Regions from separate parts of the Homo sapiens genome. Here region 1 is linked to region 2. Evidence: read pairs that join two places in POLR2A ChIA-PET (ENCODE). Cell type or tissue: OCI-LY7. All regions are shown on one strand.

Region 1 (2,500 bases), 69 kb after region 2:
CTCCCTGTGTTGCCCAGGCTGGTCTTGAAACCCTGCACTCAAGGGATCCTCCTGCCTTGGCCTCCCAAGGTGCTGGGATTGGCCAGGCATGGTGGCTCACTCCTGTAACCCCAGCACTTTGGGAGGCCAAGGTGGGCAGATCACTTGAGGTCAGGAGTTCGAGATCAGCCTAGTCAACATGGTGAAACCCTGTCTCTACTAAAAATACAAAAATTAGCCAGGTGTGGTGGCGCACGCGTGTAATCCCAGCTACTGGGGAAACTGAGGCATGAGAATCATTTGAACCCGGGAGGCAGAGGTTGCAGCAAGCCAAGATCATGCCACTGCACCCCAGCCTGGATGACAGAGAGAGACTCCATCTCAAAAACAAACAAACAAAAACACCCACACAAAGTGATGGGATTACAGGCATGAGCCACCACGCCCAGCCTCAGACTTTCCTTGTTTTTGATGACCTTGACAGTTTTGAGAATATCGGGTAGGTATTTTGAACAATACCCTTTAATTAGGGCCTATCTGATGTTTTTCTCATGCTTAGACCAGGGCTGTGGGTTTGGGGGAGGAAGACCGCAGAGGTAAGGCGCCCTTCACATCATAGCAAGGATACTCAACATGGCTCAGCACTGATGCTGCTGGACGTGGGTCACCTGGCCGAAGTGACGTTTGCCAGGTTTCTCCACTGTGCAGTTTCTTTCCCCACTTTCCATACCCTGCTCTTTGAAAGCAGGTCACTAAGTGCAGCCCTACTCAAGAGAGGAGGGGCAGATGCAGACAAACAATTTGGAATTGTTTTGGAACGATTTTGAGATTTGTATCTTCTCCTTGTCTGCTTGCTTTTGCATCTAGCAGTTGTCAATTCTTGGGTGATCCTTTCTTTCTTTCTTTTTTTGAGTCAGAGTCTTGCTCTATTGCCCAGCCTATAGTGCAGTGGCACAATCACGGCTCACTGCAGCCTCGACCTCCAGGGCTCAAGCGATCCTCTCACCTCGGCCTCCTGAGTAGCTGGGACTACAGGTGTGTGCCACCATGACCAGCTAATGTTTTTGTTTTTATAGAGATGGGGGTCTCGTTCTATTGCCTAGGCTGGCCTTGAACTCTTGGACTCAAGCAGTCCTCCCACCTTGGCCTCCCAAAGGCTAGGATTACAGGCTGCCATGCTCAGCCTGATCCTTTCATTTCATTATCTAAATAACCCGGGCTTGAGTCCTAGCTCAGCACATTTACTCTCTGTGTGACCTGGGTGACTCACTATTAACAGAGGGATCATGAGAACAAGAGGATGTATACAACAGGCTGCACCTGGTGCTTTGAGCAAATAGGTTGGTGTTTTTTCCTACTTGTGACAAGAAGTACTAAGGTGGCCCGTTGAGCTGACAGGGCGTCTCAAGGAAGTAGTCAGGGACCCAGGCTTCTCCTGGCTGCTATTCTGCCATCCGTAGCATGTGGATTTTGTCTTCCTGGTCCCAAGGTAGCTGCAGCACCTCTAGCCTCACTGCCATGCTCCAGGCAGGACTCAGCGAAGCTGATGGCGTTATCCCCGTTTTGTAGAGGAAGAAAGTGAGGCAGAGGAGGATGAGAAACCCTGCCTTAAAGAGTGCTGTGAGGTTAGAAGTAGTGTCACCTGGTGTGTAGTAGGCATGGTTGTTTTCACAGTAGGATGGGCCTCTCTCAAGCTCCCTGGCACTGGGGGTGCCCAGTGCCCTGGGGGATGAAGGTGGGCCTCTAGCAGCAGGCACCTGAGCTCCTCCACTTGGCCGGCCTGAGGCTTCAGGCTCAGAGGGGCTGGCCCAGGCTCTGGTGGGGCTGTGGGTGGCTGGGGCAGACCCTGGACAACCTTGGATCCCAGCCTGTGAGTACAGGTACAGTGTGTCCACCCCCCCTTTTGGGGTGGAGGATGCTGGGCCCAGCAGCCCTGTTGACCTGTGCCTCTTGCCTGTTCTGGGCAAGCCAGGACTGGCTGGGGCTGCAGTGGTCACCCAAGAACAGCCAACCACATAAAAGTCAGGCCCAAGGACAGTCACTGAGGTGGGCCTGGCCTTGCAACTGGGTAGCCATGTCTGATGACCTACTATTCAGTGCTCACTTGGAAGGGAGATATAGGGAAGGGTTTGTTGTTCCTGTTCTATTTGGGAGAACAGATTGAATTCAGAGGCAAACTATGGTCTAGGGATCAAATCTGGCCTGGCACTGCTTTTTTTTTTTTTTTTTTTTTTTTGAGATGGAGCCTCGCTCTGTTGCCCAGGCTGGAGTGCAGTGGCGTGATCTCAGCTCGCTGCAACTTCTGCCTCCTAGGTTCAAGCAATTCTCCTGCCTCAGCCTCCCAAGTAGCTGGGATTACAGGCACCCGCCACCACACCCAGCTAATTTTTGTATTTTTAGTAGAGATGGAATTTCACCATGTTGGCCAGGCTGGTCTCGAACTCCTGACCTCAGGTGATCTGCCTGCCTCAGCTTCCCGAAGTGCTGGGATTACAGGCATGAGCCATCACACCCAGCCTGC
Region 2 (2,500 bases):
CCAAAATATTTCAACATATGATCACTAGTACAAAGTTAATGAAATTTTACATTCTGTTCTTTGTCCTGAGTTTTCAAAATCAGGCTTTTGATACTGAACTTTCAGTCCATCTCAGCTTGGACTGGGCACATTTGAAGTGTTCAGTAGTCCCATGAGACGCGTGGCTGCCATGTTGGAGAGCCTAGGTCTCCGTCACCCTCTGCCTTCCTAGTGTCCCATGATGAAATAGTAATTGCTCCCATTCCTGAGCACATACTGTGTGGCACCAGTTTGCTAAACTGTGTTCATGGCTTATGTCATTGTGTCACGGCAGTGACCTGGTGACTGGGATGGTGTTATGTTGATTTTATAGGTCAGCAAACAGAGGCTCTCATGGCATAAATGACTTCATGTGGATGGACCGTAATTTATGAATCATTCATAAATGGTTCAGGGCTGGTGCGTTTTGCCAGGCAGGGTCCTGGGGGAGGCTCCACGCTCCCCAAGCATACTTTGGTCTAGTGTCCCAGGGACTCAGGCACAGACATTTAGGTTGTCTGCGACTTTTCACTGCCTTTAGCATCCTGAGTGCATTTCTTGTTCCTTCTCTCCCTTACTCTCAGCAGCGACATGTCATTGTGCCCAGTGGCTAAGCCCCAGCTTCATTTTGTCTCTATTAGGAATAGTCTTTAAGAGAAACTGCGTGTATTCATTTCATTTTCTCACTCAGGGCTGTCTTTAACTCAGTCACGGGTTTGCTTATGCTCATTTGTAAGGGATTTGTAATAAAGAGCCCCAACTCCCTGTAGCTCCATGCAGCCATAACCCACTGAAAGCACTTGTTGAAGTTTATTTACCAAAAGAAACAGAAACTGCGCCAGAGCAGAGTCACATGCAGCCTCCACTTTTAAAGCTTAATTCATTACCAGATCCCCAAGCTGGAACAGTTTCCAGGTGGGCACATGAGCAGGAAAAGGAAAACCTAGTTTGCGAACAGACCTGGACAGCAGCCTCCTCCCAACCAGCCTGTCTCCCGGGGGCACTTTTGCCGCTTCCATGGAGCAGCAGAAATCTCAGTCCAGCCAACCCCGGCCTTAGGGGGCCTGGGCCTCCCTGTGAAGTGGGGCCTGCTTCATTCAGCACCTTCAGCCTCGGTATGTGCCAAGTCTTTCCTGGAGCTGGGGACGCCACAGGCAGTGAGACACATGAGGCCCTTCCCCTGTGGCACTGCCAGACAATAAACACATAACAAGGCCAGACACAGTGGCTCACGCCTGTAATCCTAGCACTTTGGGAGGCTGAGGTGGGCGGATCCTTTGTACCCAGGAGTTCGAGACCAGCCTGGGCAACATGGCAAAATCCCGTCTCTACAAAAATTAGCTGGGCGTGGTGGTATGTGCCCCTGGTCCCAGCTACTAGAGAGGCCGAGATGGGAAGATCACCTGGGCTCTGGGAGGTGGAGGTTGCAGTGAGCTGAGATCGCATCACTGCACTCCAGCCTGGGCGACAGAGTGAGACCTATCTCAAAAAACAAAACAAAATGAAACCGTAACAAAACCTCTAAACTGTAATGAATGTTACAAAGCACAGACATGGGCGGATGTGAGATAGGGCACCTGTGTGTGCATAGAGACTCAGGAGGGTGAATAGAAGGTTATTGTCTGGGTGCAGTCATGGAGGTCTTCCCTGAGGCAGCATTGTCTTAGGATGAGCCCTGAGCCTGAGTAGGAGTTGGCTGGCTGAGGAGAAAAATATCCCAGGCAGAGAGAACAGTTCTTGCAAAAGCCCTGGGATGGGATGAAGCAGGGGGTTTTTGGGGGATGGAGAGAAGAGCAGCTGGTGGGAGGGGGAGCAGCAGGAGATGGGGCAAGTGAAGGGGCACAAGCTCTGCCTGGACTTCACACTGCTTTCCCCAGATGGAGGAGCTGCTGAGGGGCGGTGCCTTGAGCTGGGTTGGCAGGTGAGTTACTGTTTCCAGGGCCTCGGGTTTTCTGTTCAACTAGTTCCCTGCCACCCCTCTTTCTGGTTTGAACATCCCTTTTTTTTTTTTTTTTTTTTTGAGACAGCCTTGTTCTTGTCACCCAGGCTGGAGTGCAGTGGCGCAAACTCAGCTCACTGCAACCTCCGCCTCCTGGGTTCAAGCGATTCTCCTGCCTCAGCCTCCCAAGTAGCTAGGATTACAGGTATGCACTACCACGCCCGGCTAATTTTTGTAGTTTTAGTAGAGACAGAGTTTCGCCATGTTGGCCAGGCTGCTCTCGAACCTGTGACCTCAGGTGATCCACCTGCCTCGGCCTCCCAAAGTGTTAGGATTATAGGCATGAGCCACCGCGCCTGGCGAACTTTTGATTTTTCTATAGTCAGGATGAGAGAAAAGAGAAATATTTCTCCAAACTCTGTACCTGGACAAAAGTAGAAAAATGTAAATTAGCCAAAGATGGCCTTGAGTTTCAAGAAAAATGTGGGAGAGGAGTTTTCTTTGCAGAAGCTAAGAATGTTACATCCAACTTGCAAACACGGC

What was found. Peaks named below come from ENCODE experiments on the same cell type or tissue, not always from the same donor. Only the 100,000 strongest peaks of a DNase experiment are listed, where the experiment ranks them.
Region 1: POLR2A ChIA-PET joins it to region 2 with 5 read pairs; 14 of 35 experiments call an interaction of 5 or more read pairs at or near these places.

What each region holds. Positions count from the first base shown.
Region 1 is chr20:50,867,552-50,870,051 of GRCh38, forward strand. The region is part of intron 4 of BCAS4 (breast carcinoma amplified sequence 4); the gene reads left to right. All of the region lies in intron 1 of LOC124904929 (a long non-coding RNA gene), which reads right to left. Among named protein-coding and RNA genes, the nearest start is that of ADNP-AS1, 62 kb to the right of the region's middle. RefSeq lists an enhancer at 2,356-2,500. In OCI-LY7, no CTCF peak of the experiment used is centred here; no DNase peak of the experiment used is centred here.
Region 2 is chr20:50,798,543-50,801,042 of GRCh38, forward strand. All of the region lies in intron 1 of BCAS4 (breast carcinoma amplified sequence 4), which reads left to right. Among named protein-coding and RNA genes, the nearest start is that of BCAS4, 4.7 kb to the left of the region's middle. RefSeq lists enhancers at 369-448, 949-1,058, 1,079-1,138, 1,679-1,788. In OCI-LY7, no CTCF peak of the experiment used is centred here; DNase peaks (open chromatin) are centred at 169, 543, 1,559 and 1,919; H3K4me3 peaks cover 2,500 bases; H3K27ac peaks cover 2,500 bases.